Regions from separate parts of the Mus musculus genome. Here region 1 is linked to region 2. The links are chromatin loops, found by intact Hi-C in ENCODE. Cell type or tissue: left cerebral cortex. All regions are shown on one strand. Each heading gives the region's core, and the rest is flanking DNA. Links, peaks and the distances in the headings are about the cores only. Region 1 overlaps Clpb (ClpB caseinolytic peptidase B). Region 2 holds the start of Clpb (ClpB caseinolytic peptidase B).

Region 1 (15,986 bases), core at 6,019-8,518, 100 kb before region 2:
AATATGTAATACTAGGAGTAATGGAGTTTACCATTTTATACCATTGTCTTAGTAATCCAACGGGAGAGAAGCATTATAGAACCTACTACTTAGAAAATGGATGAAAACAGAGTCTCAGTCAATTCTACACAGAAGGAGACTCAAATAATTGCTCTTAATCTGCCATCATAGTGCCACTAAAACTTGAAAATCTTTTGGGCTCCAGTACCTGGCCTTATGGTGATGTCACAGGACAAAAGGTCCTTTCTCAAGGATTACTAACCCTGATGAGAGTTAGCGAGGCTGTCCAGTTGGGGGAACAGTACAGAAGCTGAGGGGAAGAAACCCAGGAAGTTCACAAATGGGTCTGGGAAGAAACTGTGTGGATACCCATAATGCCTTGTGAGGTGGTAAGCATCAATGTCTCTTAACAACCGTGATCAAGGATCAGAGAGGCAGACCCAAACAGGCCCCGACTCCCAGGCCAGTGCTTGGTTTATCTCATGGGCCCCCTTGGGAGGCACAGGAACGAAGTTCCCACTTGGGATGGGCCTTCGTGACACTGGACTCACACCTGATACTTTCTGCACTTTACTGACTGTCCTGGAGGTGTCAGGAACACTGGCTTGTCAGCTTAACAGTCCAAGGTTCTCTTGGATTCTGATGGCTTGCTTCAACCATGAGTGTCCCATGGCTAGGCAAAGTCTATGGAAACATTCTCTATAATGGTTGGCCCAGGGGGTGGGACCGATAAGGGGCTTTATAGAAGAATCACACATGATTCATTAAGTGTTTTCTGGGGGCCAGTTATGCATCTCATCTTCCTCTGAGAAACAGACGAGTCAACATGTTTCTAATCTCACCCCTAGAGCAGCTGAGAATAATGGTACTGACAGAAAAGTGGAAGGCTAGACTCTGGGCTCACGCCTCCTCCTAACAAATGACCTTGGGCAAGCCTCCTGCGACTCTAGGGCTTCAGCTCTCTCAACTAAAAAGCAGATGAAGTCAGCACTGCTTCTCATAGGATCAAGGAAGAGCGTACAGCAGGTGAGCACTGCTGGGATAGGCTAAGGAGAGTAGTGTCTATGACAGTGTGTGGGAGCCTGAGTAAGCCAATGCTCACAATCTCAGGAGAGGGATTGGAGGCAGGAAAGCTGATTTTTTTTTTGTGGGGAAGGACCACTTTAGGGCCAGGAAAAAACAGAAATGGAACTCCAGACAAGGGTCCATGGCTCTCGGGCTTAGGGCCCCATAGCACACTGCCACACAGCAGATGCAGGAAGGAGTGGGTGCTGCTTGTCTTAGGGAGGTGTGTACTGATTTCCATCCCACCCTGGAGACACACTGTGGTGGTGGTGGTGGGGTTTCTGTCCCCATTTAGATGTACCAACTAAAAGGTACCTGCATCAACAGTCTTTCTACAGCAGATACTCTCCTCCCACATCCACTGTGTATGAAGACATATTAAGACAGCATGGATAAGGAGATTATAATTTGTAATTAAATATTAACCTTTCTGACAGTATTAAAATTAAACCACTCAGAATTCTTCATCCCTAATCAGGTGGTTCCTGCCTGTAACTGCATCTTTCCTAATAGTCTTGCTAGTTTATGGCCCTTTCCAGAGTGCTAATTGTTTCAATCGCTGCCAACCTGATGAATTGTCTAAAGCCGCTATTTCGGTTGGAGCACATTAGCATGCCACACACTTCTTCTTGCCTGCTTGCCTGCCTGTCTAGTGGGTCTGCAGTGGGTCTGGCAGAGGTTGCACACAGCTGCTGGCAGAGACAGGTAAATTTAAGAGTTTTCTGCCAGTTGCTCCACAGCAGGGCTCAGGCAACCTGGGCTACTCTGCGTCTATGGATCCAAGGATCCTCAGGGAGGTGGCAAGGGAACAGGAGGCTACAAGGGGACGGGAGTTCAGGACTCTGCTCCTGGGCTATTTAGCTGGCAGGGCCTAAGCAACCCTTCCATGCCTCTGGGTGTGGGTGTGGGGAAGCGGGGAGGTGGCCATGAAACCTGGCAAGCACACTGGAGTCTTAGGGGCAAATAGGGGAACTTACTTAGCTTTAACTGAGTATTTTGTAGTGTCACCAAGGATTGCTTTCTCAAAAGCATCTCCTGTCATCCAAGGCCTTTAAAAGCAGGTGTGGATAAACATAGCTGGGGAGACTGCAAGGCTCTGGGCTCTGGTTAGAGGCAGAGTGAAAGCCTAGTTGAGGACATATGCTCGGTGGGGAAGCAGTTGACACCACGCCTGCTTGTTTCTCCAGAAGCCAGCGGTTCCTGGTAGCGCAGCCCTACCACACTGGGATACCTAGCTAGCCTGAGCTCCTGCAGAGAGCCCTCAGTAAACACTGAATTAGCTGTGAGTACATCCAGCTAATCCAGGACAGGGTGCTCAGCAATGTGCAGATGAATCTCATCTAGTTCTCCCAAGAGCCCTGACTCAGGCAGGCTAAAGATGATCATTGCTATTTCACAGCTGAAGAAACTGAGGCATGAAAAAGTTAGTTCTTAGAGCAATCTCTGGCTAGAGCAGAGGTCTGCTTCTGGGGCCAGGGTCCAGCTTTCTGATCGTCTGCTGCTTAGGTTTCAGGACAAGCATGAGTGGCTTACAGACTAGACCCTGGTCCTAATTCCTTACCTTTTTGGCATCTTTGTGCATATACTTTGCTGTCTGCTTGGCCAGCTCGGTTTTCCCTAGGAATAAGGTAGATGAGTTGGGTCAGTCCAGTTGACAATCTGTGGAGTAAAAGGACACTAGGGACAGCTATGGTGGTGCCCATCTTTGATCCCAGCAACTGGGAGGCAGAGGCAGGAGGATTTACATGGTGAGTTCCATAACAGTCAGGGCTATGTAAAGAGACCTTGTCTCAAAACAGTTAAAAACAACACTGGGATGTATGGACACTGATGAGCACTCCCTTTATGGATAGGAAGCTGAGGTCCAGAAACTTTTCTAAGGTGAAAATGAAACAACAACCAGTGCACTTCCAGTTTCCCTGTGATGAAGCCAAGGGCTTTCTCTGAAGCAGCACTCTAGGAGTGGAGGCAGGCAGTAGGACTCGTAACCCAACTAATCCTTTGAAATTTAGCACAAACTTCATCTCTTCTAGGAGTGCCTCCACTTCCTGCCTCATTCCCTACATCCCTCTTAAACACTTCACAGCTCTGGAACCTCAGGCCAGGAAAAGGCTAAAAGACAGAGGACTTGCCACTGGTTCCACAGATCTTGTGACAAAGAGAACAACCCCAAAGTGGTAGTTTGTTGGAAGGGCCATCTGGAATGATGGTAAAGCTACTATGTGGTACACAGAGCTTCTTTGTCAGGTCCATAAAGGCGCCGGGAGGTAAAAAGGTAGTGGCTATATCATGAAAGACCTATCAAGACCATGGAAGGAGGTAGGGGTGGAGGAAGGCAGAGGACACCTCAGCTGATATAGCCCGACCGAGTAGAAGGGTATCCGTGCCCCTTACTGCCCCGTGCACAGGAGTTCCCCAAGTCTACTGAAGGTAGGCTGCCTGAGTATAGCTGGTGTGCCAGCCAGTGAAGGTGGCTCTTTCCCAGAGGTGAGCCTATGGGATGCACAGGGGTAACATGGGACATGACTAAGAAGCTAAGGTCTAATTTCTTAGTGACTCTGTGATCTAGGGCAGCTGTTCCTGGAGCTGTCAGATCAGGCCAGAGGCTTCTCCAGCTCTGCTTCCCCAGTGGCTGATCTGCCCATGATTACCTATTCCAGACGATCCCAAGAAGAGGAAGACTAGAGGGTGCTCCTCATCGTACCAGCCGTTCTCCTTCCTCCGGATCGCTACAGCCAAACACACAACATGGGATGGGGAGGGAGACAGATAAATCAATGACACAAAAGGCAGGATAATTATCACTAAGTATACAATATGTTTTACTGCTCTGCGCCCACTCAAAGTCCTCACTACCATTAGTGCTGCCTAATCTGATTAGCTGGCAAGGCCCCTAGAGACACCTAATCAGGTTAGCATGGATTTGGAAAGCTGCCCAGAGCAGATTTCGGATAAAGTTTTCCAGGATGAGCACTCAGCGTTGCCAGGGAAACCAAAAGGCGGGTGGATGGTGAATGGAGGTGAGGGGGGTGGGGGACTGGTGAAGGAGAATCTGAGAGGGACGTTAACTCTCGCTGGTCACCCCTCTCCTCACCTGGAAAACTAGTAGAGAATGATACCCTGATACCTAGGGAGGTGTAAGAGGTGTGCTCTTTCCCATTTGGGGAAACCAAGGTCTGTTCTGATGTGTGGTTTAAGAAGTAGAACAGAGCCAAGAGCATTTTCTGGAAGCCCATCAAGGGCAGTGTACAGCCTGGGCTCTATCTCCTCTATGGCTTCTGGAGGGCTTGGGGTGAGGGGAGGGCAGATTTGTACTAGCTTTCTTGAGGCTCTTCTTTACAAAGTAAGTGGTCAAGGGCTATGCATGAAGGTGAAGATATCCAGTCTCAGCTACGGAGTGGATGAGGCAGAATCATGAGAAGAGTCACACATTGGACACCCTGGATACTAGGTATAACTAGAAGTCACTAACAATGTATTTAAGACCCACAGAAACACTGAAGGGAAAGTATTTGTAACTCCATCATCTGGGACAGGCAAGAGGCAACAGACAGAGACTTGTTAAGTTACATAGTTGGTAGATAGTATGTAAGAGTTGCTTCTTTCCCAAAACTTACTTTTACAAAACACAAAACAAGCAAACAAACAACCCCAAACCAACCAACCAGCCCCCCCAGCCCCATACAGCCGCTTTAAAGAAGAGAGTGCCAATTTGGGTGGCACTAATGGAAACACAGTGGTTAGGAGCAGGAAGAGGACAGAGCACTGTGCAATGTCAGGGTCTGTCTGCAAATGGAACAGTGTGTCTGGTCTGGTCTGGTCCCCAGAGTGTCACAGGACAGTAAGAAGGATATATGTCAGAGGACAAGGCCTGGAAACAAACTTAATGGAGAAGGAGTCAACAGTCCTAGGGATTGCCTGCCAATCTGGAGGAGGCAAGCTCCCAAATGTTATGCTGTTGGGCTTCAAAGCAGCCACAGGACTGATGACAGATCACAGGGCTGACAATCTGGAGAGGTGGCAGGCCCAAAGTGGTGGGGAGAAGAACTAACATAAGTGATAGGTAGGAGCAGGCTGAGCCTGGGCCACCCCATGCCTGCCTTCTTCCTCACCTTTTAGAAGCAGATGGAAACAGTGCAAGCTCAAGGACAGAGCAGCCACCTGTGCTGCCAGGAGTTGCTCCCTAAGAAGAGCTCGGGGAAATGGCTGATTCTCTCCTGGGCTGAATCTGGATCTTCTCTAACTAACTAGCTGGGGTTCTCTGAAAGGGCTGGTTAGGAGGGATACTCAGTCAGACACCTCATGGGCCTGAACACAGGGATAAAGGAGGAAACTCCAAGCCTGTTTGCCAATGGAAACAAGGAGTTAGGGAGAGAGTATTTGGGAACAGGTACAAGTAGTAAATTTTGGCAGAAGGTAAGACTTGGTGGTTGCTATGTGTAAACAAGTGTGTATGTGTACAGGCAGGGCTAACAGAGGCTCAGCCGAGAAGAGCCATATTCTTCCAAAGAGATGAAAATCTATGTTGAGAACAGAGGAAGCCTGAAGCAGGCTTAGGCTTTGAATATCTGGAAAGGCAGAGGTGAAGCCAGCATCACTCTGACAGGTGGAATGGCCCCTCAGGCAGGGTATCGCGTTTTTGAGGTTCTGCTCTTGGCTGTTCTTTTGGGGTAGTGTCCTAGCCCATTGAGAGCTGCACATAGCTGGGCTGTGCAGCACAAAAAAACACCATGGAGAATGTGGAATTGAATTACGCCTGGGGCCATCTTTCCCCTTCCTTTCTAATAATGCACCTGGGAAAGAGCTCTTTATAATGCCAGGCAGACTCCACTGCACAGCTGTCCCTGGTCAATTCTGCCAGACCCAGGGCAGGAGTCTGGGGTGGGCCTGCTCTGGGGTCCCTGCGAAACAGGCGAAATGCCAACCATTAAACAATTATAACTCTGGATATTTCTAATAATATCTGAAGAGAAAAACGGCCAAGCAGATGGAGTCCGACAGAATGAAAAATGAAGGCAGCTAGGAAAACCTGGGGAAGGCGAGCCCCAGGGTGTGTGGCTGGTCAGGGCTGAAGACTGAGGCGGGGGAGCCCGGAGAGCCCTGTCAGTCCAGGGTAAAGGTTAGGCCGATGGAGGCTGGAGGGGGCCCACATGCATGTGGCTATAAGTTCTGATGCTCTTACCGTGGCTCAGCAAATGTGCAACTTACTTTACTAGCACTTTATAAAGAATCTCTGTATCAGTAACGTCACATTGCCTCATTATGGTTATAATTATAGTTATATAAGGCAAGATGGGCAGGGAACTTGATTCCTGTTTTATAGATGAGAATATGTACGTAGACATTAGAAAACCTGCTCAGGTCCACAGGAACAGCCAGAAAAGCAGGGCTTTAATCCTACATTGTGTCAGGAGCATGGCAAAGGAGGGCAGCTCTGGAAGCCCCAATCCTGTCCTCACTCCTGACCTTGGCTCTCCAGTGTCAGGGGCCTTCTGCAAGTGCAGCTCAGCACCTCGCCCCCACAGATCCAGCTCTGCAAGTTCCAACTCTGCTCTTCTGCTCCCACACGCTGCACTAGCGCACATCTCGGCAGTCCCTCACCAGATGCTTCTCTTAGCCACGTCTGTTACTGCAGGACCACTGGGGGAAAAGGCTCTGTAGCAAGTCTTCATGATCAATTCCATCATAATGGCCCGAGCCTATCAGTTCTCTGGTTACGTATTCATTTATAGAGCAGTGTGGTGGAGATGATGTCTTAAGAGGAGCTTGCTTGGAGTCTTGTCTTCTGCCACTTCCTCCTTGGTTAAGTAAAATACCTATTCCTTTTTCGTCCTGGTTTCTTTACTTCTAAAATGGACAGAGGTTCATGTACTGTCAGCTCCCCATGGAGACAGGGCAATGATTGGGGTGAAAGTAATGGAAATCACCGTGGCAACAATGATGGCACTCAGTGTCTGTCTGTCCGCATTTCACATTTACATTTTTTTTAAAAATGTTTTTCAAGACAGTGTTTCTTGGGGAGCCCAGGCTGGCGGAACTCAGAAATCAGCTCGCCTCTGTCACTTGAGTGCTAGAATTACAGGTGTGAGTCACCACTACCTGGTTCAGTGTCAGCTTTTTAAATATCTCCTTAAACACTGTAATAATGCCAAGTGGTATACAATGCCTCTGTTTCACACAGGAGGAAACTAGGAACTAGCCAAGGGAAATCAATAAAGGGATTTCTTCTACCTGTGCCCTTATATGGGGCAGGAGGCTACAGGTACTAGGCACTAGTTTTTTACCGATCCCTGAGGCTAGCCTCTCACTGGTTTAATGTTTGACGACTAAATTAATTATTTTTTAAAAAGTGAAATACTACATTATCTTTTTTTTCAAATCTTAAGAAATTATTATATGTAGGTTTCTTTTAACCAGTTTTTAAAATTTATTTTATTGTGTATTTATCTCATTTACATTTTCAATGCTATCCCAAAAGTCCCCCACACGCTCCCCCACCCACTCCCCCTAACCAGTTTTTAAAATCTATTTGGAACACTAAACATGATATAAGTAGAAAAAAAATCTCTTATGAAGTCCTCTATGAAAGGAAATTATGATACGTTCCGGATTAGACAGAAACTGTTCCACCTCCAAGGGAGAACATACAGTGTAACTGGTGGCTGTGGCTTCATAGAATGATTGGGTAGTGCTCCTTCTAATTCTTGGTCTTCTTGGGGTTACACAAAGGCAGGCTGATTTTTATCCCCCTTTACAGAGGACAGTGTGTCTGGAAGAGACTCAGTGCTGCAGGTCGTTTCTGCCCCTCTGGGGAAAGGCTGCTGCTGGCCTCTTCGGAGCCCACTGGGGAACCTTCTGCATCTTCTCTGCAAACAAGCACTTGCTGCGTACTTGCCATGCACTGATGTAAGATGAGGGCTCCAGATGGGTGGATGTGCTGGGAGGATGCAGAACATTTGTACCTGGATGCTTGAAGCACAAGGTGTAACAGGGCGTTCTGGGAAGGCCTTGGTATGTGAAAAAAGCAAAGAGTGAAAAGAACTGCCTCTTCTCAACCCAGAGCTCTGCTTCTATCCAGCTGAAGCCCAGGGGCAGCCTGGCTCACAGTTCCTGATAAGTTCTTTTATTTTTAAATTTATTTTTACTTATGGGTGCATGCCATGCATGCAAGAAGCTGGAGGACATATGAGGGTGTCAGACCCTTGAAACTGGAGTTATAGGCAGTGTGAGCCACCCAATGTGGGTGCTGAGATCTGAACTCAGGACCTCTGGAAGAGTCACCAGTGCTCTTAAGTGCTGAGTCACCTGTCCACAGACCTTCCTGGTAAGTCCTTTTTTTTGGGGGTGGGGGTGGGATTTTTTTCTTTTTTGAGACAGGGTTTCTCTGTGTAGCCCTGGCTGTCCTGAAACTAACTCGGTAGACCAGGCTGGCCTTGAACTCAGAAATCTGCCTGCTTCTGCCTCCCTAGTGCTGGGATTAAAGGCATGCGCCACCACTGCCTGGCTCTTGGTAAATTCTAACGGTCTTGTGTGAGAAGAATTTATTCAATGCTGTGGCATCTCCAGGGGAACCAGCCATTTGGAGCAATGCTTGAGGTTGAAAGTCACCTTGTATTAACTAGTAGTGTCAAATGAGCTCTTGTAGCCAGATGGTGGGTGTGAACACCTTTAATCCCAGCACTCTGGAGGCAGAGACAGGTGGATCTCTGTGAGTTCAAGGTCAGCCTGGTCTACAGAGTGAGTTCTAGGACAGCCAGGGCTACACAGAGAAATCCTGTTTTGAAAAAAAAAAAAACAAAAAACCAAAACCAACCAACCAAACCACAACACACACACACACACATACACACACATACACACACACACACACACACACACACACACACAGAGAGAGAGAGAGCAAACAAACAAAGAAAAGAAAAGGAAAGGAAAGAAAAGAAAAAAGAAAAAAGGGCTGCCTTCATTTACCTCTGTACAGCTTTACTCAACCTTTGTACAGCTGGGGCCCAACCCTAGGAAACAGAGTTAACAGGAGTAGGTCCTGATCTCTGAGAGAAAATCACACAAACACAGCAGATACCAAACCACTCATGTAATGAGAGGTGTTCACAAGAAGCCCAGGGAACGGGCCTGAGAATGGGAAGCTATTCTGGGAAGGGCACGTGGGCAGGCCCTGCTGCGGAAGTGCAGTGGAAGGAGAGTTGTGTGAGGCAGGGCAGCGGATTCAGAGAATCTGCTGGAACCTGGGGCAATGTCTGTGAGGCCCATGTCCTTACACAGACACAGTTCTGAAGCTCCCAGGCATGTGCAGGCTCATCTATTGCCCACCCAGGAGATCAAAGGTGAAGGAATATGATGTAATTAACGACCTCATTGAGTTCCCTTTCAGTATGTTGTGAGCTACCAGAGGACAAGTGGTCATAGCACCTAAGTGAATTTTATAAACTACTTCAATGGGGATAACACAAACATGTCTGGCCTCTCACAACGAACCTCAATTGCTCCTGAATTGGGTTAGGCAGTGGTAGGGCTGGGGTCGAACCATGTTACAGGAAGGCCTGAAGAACTATAGGCTGATAGGGTGGCAGTGGCAGACTCAGATAGGAAGGCAAAGGTAGGCTGTTGTGGTTGGTGTGAATGTAGCGAGCAGGGGCAGCAACGCAGGCTGGCAGCCACCATGGCAGTAGGTCCTTTATGCCATGTTAGGACAAGGACCATTCGAAGGCTTCAACAAGGCAGTAATATTAGATTTGTGCTTTCTTTTCTCTTTTTACAGATTTATTTATGTGCACTGGTGTTTTGCCTGTATGTATATCTGTGTGAGGGTGTCAGATCCTCTCTAACTGGAGTTACAGACAGTTGTGAGCTGCCAAGGGGGTACCAGGAATTGAACTGGGGACCTCTGGAAGAGCAGCCAGTGCTCTTAAACACTGAGCCATCTGTGTTCTAAAGATCACTGCCCCAGCAGGAATACTAAGGGAAGGAAAGGAGGCCACTGCATGGCCAGTATCAGCATGTGATGGTTGGTTCTGTCAGCTTGACAGGTTCTAGACTCACCTAGGGGACAAGACTCTGGCCATGCCTGTGTGAGAGATCATCTACACTAGGTTAACTGTAGTGGGAAGACCCACCTCATCTGGGTGGCACCATTTCATGGGCAAGGGTCTCAGACTCAATAAAAGGAAGAAGTGAGCTAATACCAGCATTAACTACTCTATTCTGCCAAATGTATGAAGGTCCTGTCACCAAGATACCCTGCTATTATGAACTATATTCTTGAACTGTGAGTCCAAATAAAACCTTTTTTCTTTACATTTGCTTCTTGTAAGATATTTTCTCGCAGTAGTGAGGTAAGTAAATGTACAGGAAAAAGAAGAGAGACTAGGTTTGAGAACCACAGAAGATAATGACAGAACTTGATACCTGAACTGTATGGGGTGAAAGGAAGGATGGCAGAGCCAAGGAAATGTGCATGTTTCTATCTAGGAGTGCTGTGACTGGAGGCCTAGTTCTGCACATGCTAACCAGACAGCCTTTTTGAGGTGAGTGGAACTTGTACTTGGCTCCCAGAAAGTCTGACAGCTTGGACTGACATCTTTCATCACTTGCCCAAGACCAGCTCTGGGTTCTGGAAGGAGAAACTCACTTTCCAATACCCTTGTGATAGGTAGGCTGGCCTTGTGGGTCACGTGACCCTAACAGCCGAGCACAGCCATGGAGATCTGGTTTGTGGGCTGGTGCTTTAGCTCCTCCATTTGTAAGGCAGTAACTGTGCGCCATTCTTGCTAGAAGCCCCGCAGCTGGGGATCACACTGATAAATTCACTGTATTACTTTGCACAAATCAATATCCCAGCACTTACCAGGGGTTGATGTGACCGAAATTGGTTTCAGCCAATTCGTGAGGGTAATAAATGGCCATTTATCAAATCAATTCATTCTGTAGCACTTCTCTGGCTGCCCATCCTCATGGTACCCATGGGGTGCCAGGCTCTGTCCCCTCTAGGTAGTCCCTAACACACATGCAACACTAGTTTGGAGACTCCAGAGAAGCCTGACATAGCCTCTCCATCTGCCCCACCCTCCTGTGCCTGCTGGGGTTCCAGGGCACCGAGGTTCTGGGCATTGCCTGCTTACCACAGGTTCAGACCTAGAACGTGCCCGTGCTTTGACTAGGCCACTAGGCTGCTCATTCCTTCTTTTGGGGACCCAGAAGCTTTTGGGAGCTGGTCACAGGAATGAACACAGCGCAGGACAGTCTCCGTGTGAGCCCAGCTGCAGGGCTCCTCAGCAAGGCAGATACACAACAAATGAAAGCAAAAAAAAAAAAAAAAAAAAAAAAAAAAAAAAAAAAAGGCACAGCCCTAGACAATGTGAACCCCCAAAGGCACTATTTTGTGTAGGGTCACTAGAGCCTTGGCAGGGCCAATCTTTATACAATGGGGCAGGAGTGGGACTTCTGGCAGCCAGTTTACCACTTACCTAATGCAGAGCTTAGAAGACAGAAGAGGGTCTTTGAGGGAGGGGAGTTTCGCAGGATGCTTATTCTGATAGTTGTTAGAGGCAGAGAGCAGCGGATCACCCAGTCTGAGCCAGTTGCAAGGGATGGGATGACGCTAAGCCAGGCATCAGAGGTCAGCTCAGTGCTGGGGAACAGGCAAGCTGGGATTGGGTGCCCAGTTACAAGTGAAAGAAAATGGCTCTGGGTTTGACCTCAAAAGTACAGGGCCCAACCCAAGACAACATTTTGAGAATAAGGACTAGGTTGTATGTTGTGTGGCACAGATAGGAAAACATGAGCTTCCAAGTCAAGTTGATGTTGGTACCTTGATATAAAGGCAAGGAAGATGATGACAAAGAAGCTGGGGTGCACAGAGGAAAATGTAAAACACTTTCTGGGAAGCTTTTTGGCTTTTGGACTTGAGGGGCTGCTGAGAAGTGGAGGCCAGAGGTTAGGAGAATGCCTTTGGAAACAGGTATCTAAGAAACTGAGCCGTTCTGAGGGCAGCTATAGTCCAGACCAAGTGGATCTGAGACTTCAACAAGTAGTATATTCTGTTAGGCCTTCAGCTGGTATTCCCACCTCGTAGGTGGCAGCTGGAGACCAATATATATAACTAGAACCCAAGAGCATCCAGGTGCAGATTGGGCCCAAGTAGTGGCTCTTCCCAACATGTGCGTGACTCTGACTTGTAGATGGAATGGCAGCTTTGGTCCCTAAGTTCTATTCATGTGCTGAAAGTCAGGCCCTGAGTGAGGGGCTGGCTCGTGATCGCTCATGCTCCACGAGGATGTTGGAGGTAAGACAGCCTGGTGAGCCGAGCAGACACTGGGGAGCATGCAAGGGATGGGATGCTTAGGACTAGAGGGACCAGTCAGAAGGACTGGCAAAGACAGTTCAAAATAGAGGGTTTTCAACTCTAGCCGAGTGGCAGATAGCCTAAAGGGCCTGTTAAAAACATAAAAAATAGGCTCTGACTCTGCAGGAAGGTAAGTGAAGCCTAAAACTGTGGCCACTGGCCCAGAGAACATCCTTGGAGAGACACTTGTCTCAAGGGGAGACCTCCTTAGACAACTGTTTCCCTGCCTCAAGTCACCCTGAAACAGGTCTGAGTGGTAGAACAAGGTGAGGCTCCTGCCTTCAGTGGTACCCACTGTACACATCTGTTGAAAGAGAGCTGCGCTTGGCAGGGGGCCCTAGGATGGCAATAAGCCCTTCACCAGTGGGGAAGAAGGCATTTCTTGGGATGTTTTCTGTAAGATCCAGCCATGCAGCTATTGGCAAACCATTCTCAAAGTTTGGGAGTGAGTGCTGGCCTGGCTGGGATATAGAAACTGAAGTTCTGTTCTAGCTCAGCTCCCACCCCTCTGACCAGATGAAGACAGCAGTGGTATTTGATGGTGCCCACCTCACAGCACTGCTCTAAGGACTAAAAGACCTAAAATATGCATGAGCATAATAAGACAGTGGAGGCACTGTACTCACAGGCAGTTCTCAGCAAACAGTAACTCTGAATAGAGAGTGCATCTCTCTGGCTGTGGGGCAGCAAGATGTGCACATCAAGACAGCAGCTACGCCCGCCCCTCCTGACTGGCACTGAGGACAGGACTCACCAGCACCGACGGTGGCGATGGCACTCTCCTGGCCAATGATGTGCTCCTTCAGTCGCTGCTCCAGTGGGAAGCGGCGCCGCTCCTCTGCCTCCCGCTTCCTCTGCTTCTCCATGTACTGAGGGAAAAAGAGCAACAGTTCAGGGGCGCTGGCCTCAGCAGGACCTTGGTTTAATCTGTTTCTCAGTAGAGGGGAAAGCAGATGTTGGCGCTCTGAGGGTCCTGCCCTGCCTTATGACCACTGGAGAGCTATTTCAGGTCACCCCTACCCCTCTGCTTGGGAGGAGCATGAGTGGCAGGGCCTCACCACAAACAGTTCTTGGGCAGAACCAGCTACTGTTCTCATGGCTTGAGAGTGTTAAGTGCTTACTGTGTCTTTCACTAAAAACACTACTGGACAAGAGTTTGCTAAATGTCTGAGTGCCCATCCGCACTCCAGAGTGCTTCCTACGGGCAAGCTCTAGCTGTTTCTGGCATGGACTCTGGCCCAGCATCATCATCTGGTATATGTAAAAATATAGACACAAAAAAGGAGAGAATTAACAGCTAGTCAGGGTGCTGTAGACACACAGAAAGGGGAAGATACACAAATACAGAAGGAATGCTTGGGTGGGGCTTTCCAAGACACCAGAGACTGTAAGAAAATGGAGGATGGGTGACCACGTGGTTGGGGCTCTGGGTGAGCCTGATGAGGACATATTTACTGAGACAAAAGCAGACAGATCCTAAACTGAGCAGCAGATGCCAGGCCTTCAGGTGGCTTTTCTACCTAGGCCACAGTAACTCGGGCATCTTTCTTGGAAGAGAGCTGCCAAGGTAAGGCCCTGTCACAAAAGTTGTGTTTGCAGATTGTTCTTGCGGGCAGAGTGGATGAAAAATACCTGCTGCTTGGGTAGTGTTTTCCTGTTATAGTAGTGACCTTGACAGAAGTTAAAAAAAATAAATAGCAAACAATCCAATTTTGGCTGTTGCTATCAGTCTGTAACTGAAAGCTCCCATCAGTCCTCGGTTTCATATGGAGCAATAATTCGGCGCCGATCCCAGTGGAGTGACGCTTGCCGGCTGGAATCCAGAGTGTCACTGTGCAGCTCCCTCAGGCGCCACATACATCACCTGGCTCTGCCAACTCCAGCCATATATCTGCCTCTTCCTCCTCCCTGTCCACAAGCCCATTCAGCACTCAGGCCCACTGGGCTGGAAGGTGCTGACGACAAGTCTCAGTCTCTCTCTCTCTCTCTCTGCTTTCTCTGTCTCTCTCTCTCTCATACACACTCACTGGGAATGGTGCCAACTTGTTGGACAGACCCTGAAGGAAACTGAAGTTGAAGCTGGCTTGCCAGTTTGCTGGGCACATTTACACACTGCTGTGTGCCAGGCACTGGACTCAGCACTTCATTCAATGTCTCAATTTTTAGAGTCACCTCCCATCTGAAGCTGGGCTCTTCTGGCTCATAGTGAATCAATTATATGGCAGAATGAACAAGCTTCTCTATAGACAGACATGAACTCCAATGACCTCATCCATTTAAGAGCTAGAGACTGAAGTAGTAAGAACCTCCCAGGAACTTAAGTTTCCTCACCACAGCATGGAGATAGCGCTCATACCCACTCTCTAGGATGCTTGAGGAGGAATGAGAGAAACATCTGGCAGAGCCTGGCACGCAGGAAATGTGGGTTGGTAATAAGTGCTACTCCGGTGACTCAGATGTCTTCCAAATGCCTACCCTCATGAAATGCTGAGCATACTTCTCTCTCTTCCTTTCCTTTTCCTTCCAGGAGTGGCAACTGAGCCTAGGGTCCTTGCTCATGCTAGGCAAGCACTTTAACCTATATGTCAGCCCTTGGATAAATACTACTTCCCACCAGTTGGATCTCTGTGAGTTCAAGGCTAGCCTGGTCTATGAGTGAGTTCCAGGACAGTCAGGGCTACATAGAAAAACTCTGTATCAAAACAAACCACACACACACACACAACTACCTCCCTTTACTCCATTTGGTATCCAATTGGCTAATCTGTTTTTTTGGGGGTGGGATGGGGTAAAGTACAGAACTCCTTTTATTTAATTCAATCACAGGCAGAGATCCATAGACTAAAAGAAGAGGTATTATATCTTGAGTGCCAGAGAAAGCCAGTAACCAAGTCCACTTGGATGCCCACTGCCTTGGAAACACCTCCTAAGGGGTCCTCTCTTGGCACCTCAGTCTGCAGGTGCTGTCTCCACAGGGTCCATTTTCTGGAGACACCTTGACTTCTTGAGGCAGCCCTCTCTGGCCACTAGTTTTCCTTACATGGCATGGAATTCTGTCTCTGCAATATTTCCATCTATGGGGCCTCGTAGCACACACCTCTCCTGTTGTGCCAGGCAAAGCCTAATGAGACTTTGTATTCTACTTTGTTGAGTGAGGTATGACCATCATGGTCCCCCGAGTATTCTCCAGAAAACATTTCTTCTTCCTGTAACTCTTCTTTGGGGTCAAGATATTATGTTGCTTAGAGGTCTCATATATTTCTTGGACAAAGGGCAAGTGTTCTAATGACTATGGTGTGTGCATTGGGGAGGAGTCTGAAAGGAACTGGCTGGCTTCGGGAGCTTCCTGATGGTGTTGGGAAAGGTTCCATTAGAACTAACCTCTAAAATACAGCCAGATCCTCGCAATCCTCAAGTCTCAAATAGTTATTAATCAGAAAAATCTCTGAAACAGTAGCAGATTCCGTTGGTAAAAATGTACAGGAGGGCTGGCAAGATGGGTCAACAGTTTAAAGTGTTTGCTTGCGTTGCAGATCTGAGAACCTGACTTCAACTTCCAGAT
Region 2 (15,986 bases), core at 6,590-9,089:
GCTATTATCATCTTAGCCCCCACCCCCACAATCTGTTTGGACTCTTCCAGTTGTTTTTTTTTTCTTTTCCTCTCCCCTTTCCCCCCTCTCTCTCTCTCCCTCTCCCTCTCCCCCCCTCCCCTCCCCTCTCCTCTCCTTTCCTTTTCTTTCTTTTCCTTTCTTCTCTGAAGCAGGGAATGAACCCAGCTTTACCAAAACCAGACAAGCGTTCCACCAATGACTGTATACAAGTTATAGCTATGTTTCAGGCTGTCTTCCTATACTACTATAGCAGCTGGCTGACATGTTTTCCACTAAGCAGCTAATCTTTTTTTTTTTTTTTAATTACCTACAAATCTATCTGCTAACATTTTTGCCTTTTATATATACACTGGCTTTAAACAGCTACAGATCCAGTGTGGATGGTCCTTCCTTACAGCTATCCAGCATCATTTCATAGCACCCATTCTTGCTCTCTAGAGTCCAGCTTCTCCTGCCCAATACAGGGTCAAACCACCGTAGCCCAGGTTGGCCTCAAATTCACCAACCTCCCTCCTTTAGAGTCCTGGGATTACAACTGGATAACAACCATCTCCAGCTCCATATCTTCTTCATCAAAGGAAAGGGTCATGATAGCTCAGGTGTCCCCTGTGCCAAGAAGTAACCCAGCAAATGGCAAGTACTCAGTAAATGTTTGTCAAATGGACACATGATCTGTGCAAAAAAAGGTCTCCCAGCCATTAAAGGTACCTGTCTGGACTGAGAAAGGACCAAGTTGGGTAGCAGTAACAGAGGCCCAGTTCTCAGTCCAGTGAAGGGAAAGAGCAGGCAGGATGCTGTCTATCAGCAGTGTGATCTGAAGGAAATGTGATCTACAGTGGAGGGCCAAAAATCTCCCAGTCCTGTCCTGAGTCCCCAGCCTAATAGGCCCCACATGGCTCTGCCTGAGCCCAGACATATGTGCTGCAGTCTGTCCAGTACCCCTTGGTCTTGGATGAGTGGCTCAGTGCATAAGCCAGACTGGGCTAAGAAGGGGAATCACCTGCTCTCACGGCTGCCAAGCAGGGCAGGGGCCAGCCTCCCAGCTCGAGTGAGAGCTGTGAGCTTGTGAGTTTGCAAAGTTGAAGCACTTCAAGGCAAAGGAAGGAAATGGCTGCTGCACAGAGAAGGGAAAGGAAAGGCAGAAGAACTCAGCCTTTCTATGCAGCAGTGGGACACTGGAACGGGCTCAGGACTGCCTGCTTGTTGAATTCTAGTCACATTGTATTTGGGATCAGTAAGAGAGGGACTGCAGACCCTGCCTGCCCTTGTCCTTGGGGAGGCATACAATCCAATGACTCACAAACTTTTGTTGTTTTGGTGTCTTGTGAGTTTATTTTTGTTTTGTTTGAAGACAGTCTTGCTGATCTCCAACTCACTGAGTAGCATAGGCAGGCCTTGAACTGGAGACCTTCCTGTTTCACCCTGAGTGCTAGGACTACAGGTTTGAACTAGTATGACCACGCCAAACTCTTTAATAGAAAGAATACCATGGAATCTGTGAGCTGGCTCAGCAGGTAAAAGTGCCTACCATCAAATTTGAGGACCTGAGTTCAACCCCAGGACGCACACACTGAAACAAAGAACTAATTTCCTTTGGCGAGCCTCTAACCTCTACATATATGCTACAGCATCTGTACACCCAAACACTTGGACACAAAATTAATAAAATGTAAAAAGAATAATGTGTGGCAGATGGTAGATCCTGGCTTGTCTTTTTAGCCAAACAGCCACCCCTCCTACAATTAGCCAGATCTTCATAAAGCAATAAACAGTCCCCATCAGTAGGAGCACTGTCCAGGGCTGCTGAGTTGCAGTCTGTGAGCACTGAGCTGTGCCTGCCTGGGTTCACACAAAAGGAGTCACTAGTTTTCCTGAGTTACTATCTGCATTCTTGACATTTAACCCTATTTCTCCAAACTGACCTCCAATTTCTCTTTCAGAAGATCCTCAGACTCTCTCACATCACAGGAAAGGATACAGTAGGAGGGGACAGGAGAGACATGGCAGCTAGGAGTCAGCAAAAGGCTCAAAGGGGCAGCATTCCCATTGAGCCTCAAAGATTGGCCCAAGGGAAGCAGTGGGTAGTGAATGGGTACAGAGTGCAGCGGGGTGAGGCAGAGGGTCCGTGACCTGTCCCAGGGAGCACAGATTCTGGGGTGAAGCTCCCTCCTTAAGCAGAAGAGCCCCAAGCATCAGTCCTTTCCTACCCTGAGTTTCCTGGGATTCTGGAAGGAAGACAGGAGCTAAGAGAGGGCGAGGCACAGGAATGACAGAGCCCCAGGACGGTAAGGGTAGAGTAATATGCTCACCGGAATCTGGAGCTTTAGTCACTAACCATACCAATTATACACGTGGCAAAATAACTGTAACCTGGGGGGAGGGGGGATTGAGACTGGGAGGGGATTGAGACTAGAAGTCAGTCTTACTACATGTGGCAGGCCTGATGGACAGGAGTAAAGGCTGGCACACATACAGGATCACGTAAGGAGCAGTATGTGGCAGCAGGAGGATGTAGGCTCTCCACTCCTGTCCCAGGCTAGCCTGCCAGCAGGAGACCTGCAACTGAGGGAGCACATATCTGTTTCCTCGAGGCCAGAGGCCAAGTCATCTCTCTTGATGCCTTCTACTATCTGCCCGGCCCAGATGAGGACATTCCTTCACTTTTCTGTTGTTTTTTCTGTTGTTGCTGTTTGGTTTTTTGAGACAAGGTTTCACTATGTGTAGCTTTGGCAAGCCTGGAACTTTCTTTGAAGACATGACTAGCCTGGAAAGAGCCTGCCTAACTCTGCTGGGATTAAAAGTGCACACTACCACTCGTAGCCACTTGTCCCTTCCTAAGAACTGCTTTCAGTGAGGAGGGAAGGGCATGCCAACCAATGAAGGCCTTCCTCAGCCTAGTTTCTTCCTGAGAGAGCCTCTCAAAATACTACCTTCAGCTTTTCCCCATTTATTCCAGCCTCCATCTACTGAAACAGTTTTTTTTTTTTTTTGGCTTTTCGAGACAGGGTTTCTCTGTATAGCCTTGGCTGTCCTGGAACTCACTTTGTAAAGCAGGCTAGCCTGGAACTCAGAAATCCGCCTGCCTCTGCCTCCCGAGTGCTGGGATTAAAGGTGTTCGCCCTACTAAAACAGTCTTACCTGGCTCAGTCCCATACTCAAAAGCCTCCTAGACCCCATTTATCTACCCCTCACAGAAGAGCACCCCAAACCTAGGGCAGGTCAGGCGAATTCCCCCATTTCAAGCCACCTTCACTTTTTCCTCACAGCCTGTGTAAGTCAGCCCACATTACCTGCCTCCCGCCTTGCCCGGCTTGTCCCACCCAGCTCTGTGGGATGGCATGAGAAGGGGTCTGAGGAGAGTCTGTGTGTGTCTCAACTGCTTCCTTACAGGGTGTGGTGGTTTGAATAGGAATGGCCCCCATGGACTCATGTGTTTGAATGCTTGGCCCATAAGGAGTGGGACTCCTAGGAGGTGTGGCCTTGTTGGAGGAAGTGTGTCACTGTGGGCATGGGCTCTGAAGTCTCAGAAGCTCAGGTTGTTCTCTGCCTGCTGCCTGAGGATCAAGACATAGAACTCTTCTCCAGCACCATGTCTCCTGCTGTGACGATAATGGACTAAACCTCTGGACTGTAAATCACCCCTAATTAAATGTTTTTCTTTATAAGAGTTGCCATGGTCACGTTGACTCTTCGCAGTAATTAAGTCCTAAGATGCAGGGTAAGGGAGATGCTAATAGAAGGGGTAAGGAGGGCAGGAGGGCCAGCTAAGGACTAGGGACACACTTGAAAAGTTCCCACAGATATTACCCATGGCATGAGATTGTCCCAACAATTCCGAGTCACATAGTAGGGATCCAATCACTTTCTGTACCCTGCTGGCAGGTATTTAGTTGCCATTACAAAAATATGTATTTAGGGACTGGAGAGATGACTTAACAGTTAAGGGCACTGACTGTTCTTCCAGGACCCAGGTTTAATTCCTAGCACCCACTTGGCAGCTCACAACTATCTGTAACCCCAGTTCCAGGGGGGTCTGGCATCCTCGCATAGATATACATCCTGGCAAAACACCAATGCACATAAAAAATAATAAATCTTTTTAAAAATATGCATTTGGGGTTAGATGACTCAGTAGTTAAAAGCACATACTGGTGGGGCGTGGTGGCACACGCCTTTAATCCCAGCAATCGGGAGGCAGAGGCAGGCGGATTTCTGAGTTCGAGGTCAGCCTGGTCTACAAAGTGAGTTATAGGACAGCCAGGGCTATACAGAGAAACCCTGTCTGGAAAAAAACCAAAACAAAGCAAAGCACATGCTGTTGTTCTTCAGGTCCTTCATTGCTGTTGTTCTTTCAGGTCTACCTGTAAACTCCAGCACCAGAAAAATCTAACAGCCGCTTTTGGCTTCTGTGGGCACCTGTATATATAGGAGTACACCCTTCTGCCCCTTAACATAGACATACACATATGTTTTAAAAATTTTAAAACAAAACAAAAGAAAACAAAAACAGGTTGTGGTGGTGAGCTCCTTTAATCCCAGCACTTGGGAGGCAGAGACCAGGTGGATCTCTGTGAGTTTGATGCCAGCCTGGTCTTCAGAGTAACTTCCAGAAGAGCCAGGGCTACACACAGAGAAACCCTGCTTTGAAAAACAAACAAACAAACCAAACGTATATGTATTTAACAGGATGTGTATACATATAATCCCAGTACTGGGGAAGCAGAGACAGAAGAAGGAAGGAAGGAAGGAAGGAAGGAAGGAAGGAAGGAAGAAAAGGAGTGAGTATATTTGCCAGGTATGGCAGCATCTGCCTATAATCATAGCACTTGGGAGGCCAAAGCAGAAAAATCATGAGTTTTTAGACCTATATCTGAACCAAATAGTAAGAACTACCTCAAGAACAAAACCAGCCGAGCGTGGTGGCGCACGCCTTTGATCCCAGCACTCGGGAGGCAAGGCAGTCGGATTTCTGAGTTCGAGGCCAGCCTGGTCTACAAAGTGAGTTCCAGGACTGCCAGGGCTGTACAGAGCGACCCTGTCTCACAAACCAAAAAAAAAAAAAAGAACAAAACCACCTCTCCCCACCCCCTAAACAAGACAACAAAACTGCCCAAACACCGAGGCTCAACTGGTAGGGTGCCTTTCCAGCATGCACATACTCCTAGGTTTGATCCTCAGCACCCCATAGAGTCGCTCAGGGTGGTGCACACTTGGAATCGCATCACTCAGAAGGTAGAGGCAGAAGGGTCAGAGGAAAGGCCACCCTTGGCTATGCATCTGAGGTCAACTTGGGCTACCTGAAACCTTGCCTCAAAAAGCAAAAAAAAAAAAAAAACCCTTATAAACTGCAGTCATCTGCCTTTGGATGGGACTTGAGGACATACGCTTCAGCTCAGCAAACCTGCTGCCTACTCTGGCCTGGGGGCCGGGGTGGACAGCGAGAAGCTGCAGCCTGGCAGCCTCTGGCAGCTACCAACAGGTGACTCCAGGGTCAGGAAGAGCCAATTTCACCTCCTCACTCCCCTGTAATGAGGCTCTAGAAAGCAAGGCACATGTCTGGGCATGAAGATGCTGCACGCAGCTCCGTTATGAATGGCTCTTATAACAACGAGATGACATCTGTGCTCGGTTTCTAAGATGCATCAACACATGTTTATTAAACTGTTGCTCCATCATATTTATTTGGCTACAAAACAACTCCCAGCCCATACTTCCAAAAGTGGTTTATTAAAAACTAAGCCTTGAACATTAATACTCAAAAGCACCCTTGAGAATCAATAATAATGCTGCAGATAAAATGAAGGAGAATCAAAGCAGTAAGTCTTGGTGGCGCCGCGGCCGCCTTTCTATGCTGTCTTACATGTTCAAGCATCTGGAGTGGGGAAGGGCACCCCAGGTCCATGGTAATGACCCCTAACACTGACTTCCTATCTAAAATGTGAACACAATACCAGACATGGTGGCCTATACCAGCACTCAGGAGGCTGAGACAAAAAGATTAAATGTTCAAAGCTAACCTGGATTACATAAAACAAAATCTATTCTTAAAAAAAACAGAACAAAAACAAACAAATCGTCATGGGGCTAGAGAGATGCTCCGAGGTTATGCATACTGGCTGCTCTTACAAAGGACCTGGGTTCGATTCCAGCACCCACATGTCACCTCACAGTCTGTAACTCCAGAACCAATGCCCTCTTCTTACCTCTAAGAGCACTGCAGGCACATCATGCACAAAAAATACAGTGGGCTGAGTGCCCATACACATAAAATGAAATAAAACTGGCTGGTCATGGTGGCACATGCCTTTAATCCCAGTACTCAGAGGTAGAGGCAGGAGAATCTCTGTAAGTGCAAGACCAGCCACAGAGAGTTCCAGGACAGCCAGGACTACATAGAGACTCTAACTCACACACACACACACACACACACTCTCTCTCTCTCTCTCTCTCTCTCTCTCTCAAAAAAACATAAAAAGCACTTGGGAGGCAGAGGGGCAGGTGGATTTCTGAGTTCGAGGCCAGCTTGGTCTACAAAGTGAGTTCCAGGACAGTCAGGGCTACACAGAGAAACCCTGTCTCGAAAAACAAAAACAAAAACAAAAAACCACAAACAAACAACCTAAAGCAAGTAAACAAAACAAACAACAACAAAATAAAACCAAGGATGAGAGCAATTGACAAGTACAATGTGCAAGACCTGTTCAGATCCAATATGGCAAAAATAAAAACAAAAAGTGAGGTAAGAAAAGGAAGGGCCCCTGGCCACTTAGATATATTTGAGGGCAGAAAGAGCAAGGTGAGGCCCCAGAGGATTGAATACTGCCTCTGAACAACAGCCTCTAACTGATGCTGCTCTGGCCAGGCCCCAGTCTCAGCATCCATCCCAGATGCACACTCTGCCCTGTCCCTAGACTAAGTCAATGTTTCCTTCCCTGCTCAAACTTCCCTCCACTCAGAAGCCCAAGAGCACAAGGTGAGCGGTTGAGCAACTGCAGGCTGCCTCAGCCCTGCATGCAGGCCTTCTTAGTCACAAAGAGCGTTTAGGAGCTTCCCAAGTCCAGGCATCAAACATTAATACACAGCCACTTCCACAGAGGAACAAGAACAAACTGGAAGATTCACAGGCTCCACAGACGCCAAGCCACTGCAACTGAACACTCGGGGGTTTGGGAACCTGCCTCCAAACCTAAAATACATAAAGTCTGACCTGGACCAAGGGAGCCTGTGTCTGTGGCTACAGGGAACTCTCAGGAAACAAGTCCAGGGCAGGGAAAGATTTCCTCTGGGCCAGGACGGCCACATTACACATTTACTGTATAAGATAGCAAGGCCCAGACACTTACCTTCTGACTTCCTGCACGTTATTGGCCCGGGCAGCTTCCATTAGAGCTGCATCTGAAAAGAGAGGGGTACTGGTCAGACACCAGCCCAGGGCCTGCCCTTCAGAGCCAAGAGAAGGCCTAGGAAGTCAGCTGAAGTTTCTCTAGAAGGTAAAGGTTGACAGGAGAAGGCTAACCAAATCTCCCCAGCTGGACTCCACCCCAACCCTGCTCTGGGAATGCAAGTAGATATCATGTGCCCACTCTTCCCAAGTAGTAAGGCTCGGGTATGTAGGTCTCCCCAAGAAAGGAAAGAAGTCATGGACACTTGGGATCCAAGCCACTCTATTACTCAGAGTGGCTGCTGTAGCCCTTCCTTCTCAACCAACTTCTTGTGATATTCAGCAGACAATAATCCTTGCCAGCCTCACAAGGAAGCTGAAAAGTCTCCCAATTCCATAGCCTAAGCTCAGAGACAGGAGACTCAAACTGTTCCGTTGGATTCCTGAGGACTCGGGCCTAGCTGAAGCCTGGGCTGGTTGTTGTCACCACCTTGTGGCCACTTGGAAAAACAAATCAACAGCGGATCACAACTGGTGCTCTGTGCCCAGCCTGGTTCTGAGCTGTACTGTAGGCCACTAGGCTGACTTCTACCCAGGCCTGCATTCAGTAGCCATGAGACCCCCTAGGTAAACATTAGAGCCATCACTAGCATCAGTGGCAAGCTAAGCCCTGATGTAGTCCTGGCAACTTACATGCCTTGGGCCCTGGATAACTCATCTAAGCTCCTGACCCTCAGCTTATATGAAGACAGGTAAGACACCAGCCTCATCCTGTGTATAAATCAAGTCTGTTCAGACCACAGTGCCTCCACTCACCTATTAGCCTCGGACTAGGAGCCAGGCCCGTCCTACTTAGCTTATGGACTGTCTGTTTTTTGTTTTATTATTATTATTATTATTATTATTATTATTATTATTAATGGTGGTTGTTTGTTGTGTGTACTTGTTTTAGTTTTCTTGGATAAGATCTCATTTTATATCCCTGGCTGTCCTGGAACTCAAGAGACCCACCTGCCTCGGCCTCCTGGGATTAAGGGTCATACCCAGCTCTTATGGATTGTTCTCATTCATATATTTAATTGGACCCAGATAAGCTCCAGCTGAAAAAAAAAGAGAATCATTCCTTATAGATACCTCTTATCTCTTCACTCCCCTTCCTTCTCAGAGGAGGGAGGAATGAGTGAGGCACCCTGGGCTCGCAAACTTTCCATGGTTTTCCATTACCAGAATTCCCTTTGGCTTCTAAAGAGACCCATTCCTCAGAACATTGCACTGAGGGACTCTGCTCAACACTTGTCTAGGCAAGTTGGCAAGACTGGAACCAGCCAGAGCTTTATGTCATCATCTCTTCTATTAGATGGACATCACTGAAATTGACATGCCATGAAGTCCAGTCTAGGGCTCCCAGTAACCTCTCAGGCCAGACTTCAGACACATTTATCCTCTTCTTCCAAACACACTGGCTGCTAGACAGTCTGTCCCTATGACCATGGCTCTTCACTGCTTACACAATTCCAAACGCCCCTGCCTGGCATGCAGGGCCATTTCATCTTCTCTCACCTTATTCCAAAGACCTTGTCTTCCAACCCTCACTGGCCAAACTGCTAGCCTGTCCACATGAGGCTAGCTGAAGTCTGGGAATGGAATCCAATCCAATCCAAGGACCACATGTGAATGTCTCCCTTCTCTGGGTCACACGCTGGTAGACAGATGCTTGGTATTAAGGAAATACTAACAGAGGTAAGATGGAGGTCCTGCCCTCGTGGGTTACACAGGCCCCCACCCTCTTTATGTTTCCTATGCTATCCTTCAGAAACCAAGCTCAAGCCCCACATCTTGCAAGGACTTCCAGTCCTCCAGGAAGGCTATCCTGACCCCAGTAGCTCTCTGATCCTCTGTAATACTCACTAGCCCTGCATGACCGGCTGCTGCACCCTCTCCCCTTAGCTGGCTAGGTTTTAAGTTGGGATTTTCTGAACACCTAGGTCCAAGCTAAGCACAGTGCCACCTTCATGTTTGCACAAGCGGAAACCATACAATTCCCGCATGCTTAAACTAGAAAGGCCCTACCTACTTCAACGCCCTCTTCAATAGAAAGGAAACGCAGGGCAGCAAAGAAGGATTAAGAGTCCAGATTTACAAAGACAGTACAAGATCCTCCGTGTCCTTGTTCCTCATCCAGAAGTCCTTTCTTTCCAAGCGGCCCCATCTTATTAAACAAACAAGGGAAGGTCAAGGCGGTCTCCAATCTTGTTCAACAATCTCAGAGTCTGGGGTGCATGGGACAGGCAGGCACTGACAACTGAAAACCTGAGAGGTTGGGCTCAGCCAGGCCACCCTTGCAGCTCCTGCTCAACTCTAAGCAACTGAGGTAAGAAGCCAATCTGAGTTAGCTACCTCCACCTCCTCCCTCCCTCCCCCACTGCTGTAAGTCTCCAGAGAGCAACTTTCAGCCAACTCCCTGTCCCCCAAGGCTTCACACACACACCCTCCACAGTATCCAGCTCATCTTAAACATGACACTAAGCAAAACTCTAAGCAACTAAACAGACTCTGAACTCCAGGAAAGGTCAAAATATTAGAGCACTGAGAGCTTGCCTTCATTAGACAGTGGGGAAACTAAGATTAGAGAGGAACATGGGGTCAGGCTAGCACCAGAACCAAGTGTCCTCCTTCCTTGGACCTATGTACGCAGAAAAACATGTAGAGGCGGTCCCTAAAGCTGTTGAGGCTTCCTGGAGACCTCTTGAAAGACTAATGGACAAGATATAATATTGGTACATAAAAGGACCGGGCTGTAATTAGTCAGTCCAATGTCCCCAATTATACTTGTATACAAACTGATCCCAAAGAGGGTGCTAGACCTACGATGGGAAATGATGTAACTTCAGTGAGTTTTCCATCTGCTGCTCCTGGCAGCAGAAGGTAACTGGGTTTCTTCAAGGTAAGGTTATGCGGGTTTAAATTTACAAATACCTTCAACCTTCCAAAGGAGTCATGACCCACCCACCCACCTCTCCCTTGAACCCAGTTTGACCCCATAATCACCCTTGTTGGATGGATTCTTGCTGTAGCACTGAACCACCAGCGCCATGGCCAAGGCCCACATGCCCAGACCCGTCTTGTTGGGGACCCCATTCCAGCTGTCTTGTCCCGGGAGTGTTTCTTCGGGGCTAGGACCGCGTTCCGACGAGGCGGCAGTCAGGTATGGGATCTCGGTGCGTTCTCCACGGCGCCCCCAGGTGGCTGCCCCCCGTCCGGGGACGAAGGTAGAAGATGCTCCAGGGCGCACCCAAGCGGCAGCTCTCAACCGCTGCGGCTCCCCGCGGTCTCCGGTGACAACGCCACGGCCGTAAGCACCTCCCCGGCTTTGGAGAGATGGAGATTTGATTAACCCTAGGAAGAGCCGAGGCGCTGGCGTGGTTCTCCTCAACACCGCGGACAACATCATGACACCTGCTTCTAAAACCCGCTGGTGCCGGCCCCTGTGCTAGCCACGATCAACATGGCTGCCGCGGCGCGTTCGAAGACGCCGCTTATAAGGTGGGACTGCGCACTACCTCACGGGAGTGGTAGTCCACAGCCCCAGATCTTTCTCTAGCTGGAGACTAAACAAACTACATTTCCCCGAGGGCTGTGGAATGACATCACAATGACCGCTGACAGCGGAGCTGGAAGAATGTTGGGAAATGCAGTTCGGGCAGAGGGGCGTGGCAAAAAGGAAAACTCTGGTGGGGCGTGGCAATTAGGATTCAAGATTCCAGAGCCCCGTATTTGTATTAACACAGAACTTTAAGCCCTGCCTTTGGAAGGTGGGAACCTGAAAGAACGGGAATTCAAGGTCTGGGTCAAAATCACATTCTTGGTCTAGGTCAGCCCCAACTGTGTAAGATATCAAATATCAAATCAAAATATCGAAAATCAAAATACAGGAATCCTAGAACAACTTCCCTAGTGTTTAAATAAAATTGCATTTTCGATGAAGACCTGTTAAGTAACTTGTACCCCTCCCCACTTTTATTCTGAGTTGCTATTGCTTTTCAAAAAGATGTTGAGTGTTGGGAAAGGTGGTGTGTGTCCTTAATCCCAGCATTCCAGGCAAAGGCAAGCAGATCTCTCTGAATTTGAGAAAGTCTAGTTTGCATAGTGAGTTTCAAGATAGTCAGGGTTATGAGCCAGAGAGACTCTGTCTCAAAAGACTTTAAGACTGTGTGTGTGTGTGTGTGTGTGTGTGTTTAAAGATGTGTGTGTGTGTGTGTGTGTGTGTGTGAGTGTGTGTGTGTGAGATCCTTAGGTTTGGCAGCAAGTGTCTTTTATAGTTGAGCCATCTTGTTTGTTACATAATAGTGAATCTATGAATTGTGTTTCAGTTGATTCCTTCTGTAGTTAGCTGACAATTAGCTACTCATATATCTGTGTCTGGCCCCTTGTGTCTCACAGAATTACAAAACTGGGTTTGGGATTGTCTGGGGTGTTGTTTTACCCTGGCTCAAAGCTGTACCTTCCATAGAGTTGCTCCTGATCTAGAGGATACAGAGAAAGCCTTGTAGGCGGAATGCTTCCTGCTCTTGCATTAGAGCCTCTTGAGCTAGATCGAGGGAACAGTTTGTCTGGGCTGCCAGGGCTTCTGACAGGCCCAGGTACTTTGCTGGTTGGTATCCAGTGGTGCCTAGCTGGCTTGTTTGAATTGTTAAAGCAGGTTTTGGGGCTTTCCATTAGCCTGTTGGCTGAGAATAGGTCTTAAGCCTTGGTTTGCATCTGTCCCACTCAAGTCTCATGCCTGCGTTTACCTGTACATGGAGCACTCTAGCTAACATCCATTTTCCTAAGAAAGGTCAGTACATGACACTTGCCCTATTCTTTGCTTTTTCCTTCTCCACTTCTGGAACTCTTCATAGGAAGTGGATTAGTCTGCATTAAAACTTGTGGGTGTTGGAGCTGGAGAAATGTCTCAGAGGTTAAGAGCACTGGCTGCTCTTCAAGAGGCCCCAGTTCAATTTCCAGCAACCACATGGTGGCTAACAACCATCTATAATGAGATCTGGTGCCCTCTACTGGCCTTCAGGCATACATGCAGGCAGAACACTGTACACATAATGCATAAATAAATCTAAAAAAATACTAAACCAGGCAATGGTGGCAGCACTTGGGAGGCAGAGTCAGGCAGATTTCTGATTTCGAGGCCAGTCTGGTCTCCAGAGTGAGTTCCAGGACAGCCAGGGATACACAGGGGAACCCTGTCTTGAAAAACAAAAGCAAAAACAAAAAAACACAAAACAAAACAAAAAAACCCAAACACACAAACAAACAAACTTAAAAAAAAAAAACCTTGCAGGTGTTTCTTTTCAATTTGCCACTTTGACATTACCTCTACTTCTATGGAATCTCTGACAGTATTTAGGAAGGATTTCTCATGCCCAGATCATGAAGCAATCACACACTCATGCATGACTTTACATTTTATTTCTGGTTATTGATCTCTTTTGAATTTACCCAATTGCACCAAGGACCCTCAGCAAAGCCTGTGTTGCTCTGGATGGAAATGCTATATTATTTAAACTCCTTTCATGATGTGGGTGTGTAGATGACCTTCTAGCCTCTTCCATATTTGGTTTCCTTTTGTAATAGTGTTACACTGTTAGGAATAGGTGGGCATTTGTACAAAAGATGAGGAAGTGTGTGTGTGTGTGTGTGTTATACATGTCTATATTTGCTCTGTGTGTATGGAGGAGCCCAAGGAGGCCAAAACAGGCTCTGGGATCTCCTGTAGCAGAGTTTCAGGAGGCTGTAAGCTACCATTTGGGTGCTGGGAACCAAATCATGCCTGGTCCTTTGTAAGAACAGAACATGTTCTTATACACTGAGTCATTTTTTTAGGCCCATTTATTTGTTTGTCTGTTTTTTTTTTTTGTTTTGTTTTTTTTTTGAGACAGGGTTTTTCTGTGTACCTTGGATGCCCTGGAATTCAATTTCTAGAACAGGCTGCTTGCTTCTTCCTACCAAGTATGGGATTAAAGACGTGTGCCGTCACGTGCACCCTTCAGCCCCTTGTTTTTAGTATTACATAGTAAGTTTGTTTGTTTGTGGTGCTGGGGATTAAACTCAGGACCTTGTGCACGCTGGGGAAACACTCTTCCATTGAGCTACATGGTCATCCCCCTTTAGAGTATTTTTAACCCCACACCTCTGCCATTGCTGATGGTTTCCAGGGCTCTCCTGACTCTTCCCATTTATGTTTTCATTTTTCATATGGACTTAGAATAAATGTACCTGTGTCCTGGAGGAGCAGAGAGCCCTCAGAGATTTCACTACTTTTCCGGTTGTCTAACTCGTCTCCCTAAGACATATTGACTTCTCCAACTTAGTTTTATGCTCTGTTCCCTGATGAATGAATTCTTGTTTTTCTTGGTCCCTTGCCTTGAGCTCGGCAGACCTGTGGTCTGTAATGGAGCCTCTTTCTTTCTTTCTTTCTTTCTTTCTTTCTTTCTTTCTTTCTTTCTTTCTTTCTTCCTTCCTTCCTTCCTTCCTTCCTTCCTTCCTTCCTTCCTTTCTTTCTTTCTTTCTTTCTTTCTTTCTTTCTTTCTTGTTAGTGTGTGTGTAGTCACCTTGGTAGGTCTCCCATGGGATCTTAAATGAGACGTGTGGTCACCTACTTTCATTCCTGTGCTTTGAATGCCAAACTGTGTACCACTATAGCACTGGCTCTTTCTGTTTGTCCCTACAGGTGAGGGGATCCTTCTTCTGTGTGTGGAGATGATGGTGGCATTTTTGCCCTTGGAAACTTTTGAAGTGTGCCCATGTGGAGCCTAGGGTTCAGGGAGCAGTCACACTTTTCCAATGGAATGAATCTGCAGAGGTTTCTTATATTTACTGGATTTATCTAAGTCATGGATCTTTTCACTTAGGGTTTCGAATGCTTGAGTCTGATCGACAGCAGTCACTTTCATATATTCTCTGTGTGCTCAGGAAGGGAGAAGCTATCATCTCTGTCTTCAGAGGTAGACTAGCTGTGGGGCTCCAGGACCACTGCAGGTGACCCTGCACTCGTGCCTGGGGTCCTCCTGAACCTGCCATTGGCTGGTTGGAGGACTGGGCACCTCCTGAGCTCGGGGGCTTGGCTCAGTAGCAGCTGTCCCTTCTGTGCATCACCTGCACCTCTGAGGCTCTGCCATGTGAAGAGTGAATGCAGTCGGCTATGCTTGACTCACTTAAGTCTGTCTTCTGCATCAGAAGATCACAATCTTTAATTTAAAAAAAAAAACTAACTTCCTAATTCAAAAGTTATGCACAATAAAAGGAGCCCATTCAGGTGTTTAGACAAGTTGAGGCCCTTTGGTGACACCCATCACAATCAGTAAGTGTTTGCATGAACCCGGAAGAAATCTATCCCCTTCCCAAGTGTTCTTCCATGTGCCAGCTAGCCAGAACTTCTGATGCTGTAGGTGAGTCCAGCCTGCTCGGCCTGCTCAAAGAGCTGAGTCTTAGAAGAGGCATATAGTGTGAATTCATCAGCCTGGATCCTGCCACCTGACAGAGCAGGGTCCCCAGGTCCAGCAGATGTCACAGGCGGCAGGATCCTGCTCCTTTTGTTGCCAAGCGGCAATGGTCTCTTGAGTCCTGTTCTGTCTGATGTAAACTCTTCTGAGCAGGTCTTGGCTTAGAACAATAGTCTCATTCTCTTGGAAAAGGTATGTGAGGGGAAAAAAAAACAAAAAACAAAAAACAACAACAACAAAAAACAACCAATCTGCGGGGATTGAAGCAGCATGGAAAGTTTCTCTTTAACTCTTGAAGAAGCCATTGGTTCTGGGCTTCTAATTGCAGCACTTAGGTAGTGGTGGCAGGCAGATCTTTGTGAGTTCAAAGCCAGCCTGTCTCAAAAATAAAATGAAAAAGAAGAAGAGGAGAAGGAGGAAGGAAGAGGAGGAGGAGGAGGAAGAGGAGGAGGAGGAAGAAGAGGAGGAGGAAGCCATTGTCATCATGGCTGCTGCTGCCAGCATTGAGTGTATGTTCTCTGTGTGTGGAGAGGGATGACTCAGAGGTTAAGAGCACTTGCTGCTCTCGCAGAGGCCGCAAGTTTGGTTCCCAGCACCTACATGTCTGCTCACAGCAGCCTGTAACTCTAGTTCCAGGGAATCTATACCCTCTTCTGACCTCCCTGGCATATGTGGTGCACATACAGATGTGAGAAAAGTTTTGTGGGTTTTTTTTCAGTTTTATTTGTTCTCTTTTCAAAAATTAATTATTTTATTTGTTTATATTCCAAGTGTTACTCCCCTTCCTGGTCCCCCCTCCCAGAGTTTCTTCACCTCACACCCCTACTCTTTGCCTCTCAGAGGGTGCTCCGTCTCCATCCCCTCAACCCCCACCCCCCAGCACCCCCCTTCCCAGGGGGCATCAAGTCTCTATAGAATTAGGGACATCCTCTCTGATTGAGGCCAGATAAAGCAGTCATCTGCTACATATGTGCTAGGGGCCATGAACCAGCCCATGTATACTCTTTGGTTGGTAGCTTAGTCTCTGGGAACTCTCAGGGGTCCAGATTAGTTGACACTACTAGTCTTGCAGTGAGGTTGCCATCCCC

The links. Hi-C counts contacts between places; a loop is a spot of excess contacts. Peaks named below come from ENCODE experiments on the same cell type or tissue, not always from the same donor. Only the 100,000 strongest peaks of a DNase experiment are listed, where the experiment ranks them.
Region 1: a loop joins it to region 2, with 2.3 times the contacts of the local background. A loop is called at or near these places in 3 of 42 quality-filtered maps.

Annotation. Positions count from the first base shown.
Region 1 is chr7:101,760,888-101,776,873 of GRCm38, reverse strand. Clpb (ClpB caseinolytic peptidase B) reads right to left here. Exons shown (of 16, transcript NM_009191.4): 7 at 13,179-13,293; 8 at 3,717-3,794; 9 at 2,627-2,682. Among named protein-coding and RNA genes, the nearest start is that of Phox2a, 49 kb to the left of the region's middle. In left cerebral cortex, for the core only: no CTCF peak of the experiment used is centred there; DNase peaks (open chromatin) are centred at 6,676 and 7,081; H3K27ac peaks cover 601 bases.
Region 2 is chr7:101,658,678-101,674,663 of GRCm38, reverse strand. Clpb (ClpB caseinolytic peptidase B) reads right to left here and starts at 10,913. Exons shown (of 16, transcript NM_009191.4): 1 at 10,451-10,913; 2 at 7,365-7,416. The coding sequence starts at 10,853. In left cerebral cortex, for the core only: a CTCF peak has its summit at 7,892 (motif pointing left); a DNase peak (open chromatin) is centred at 7,888.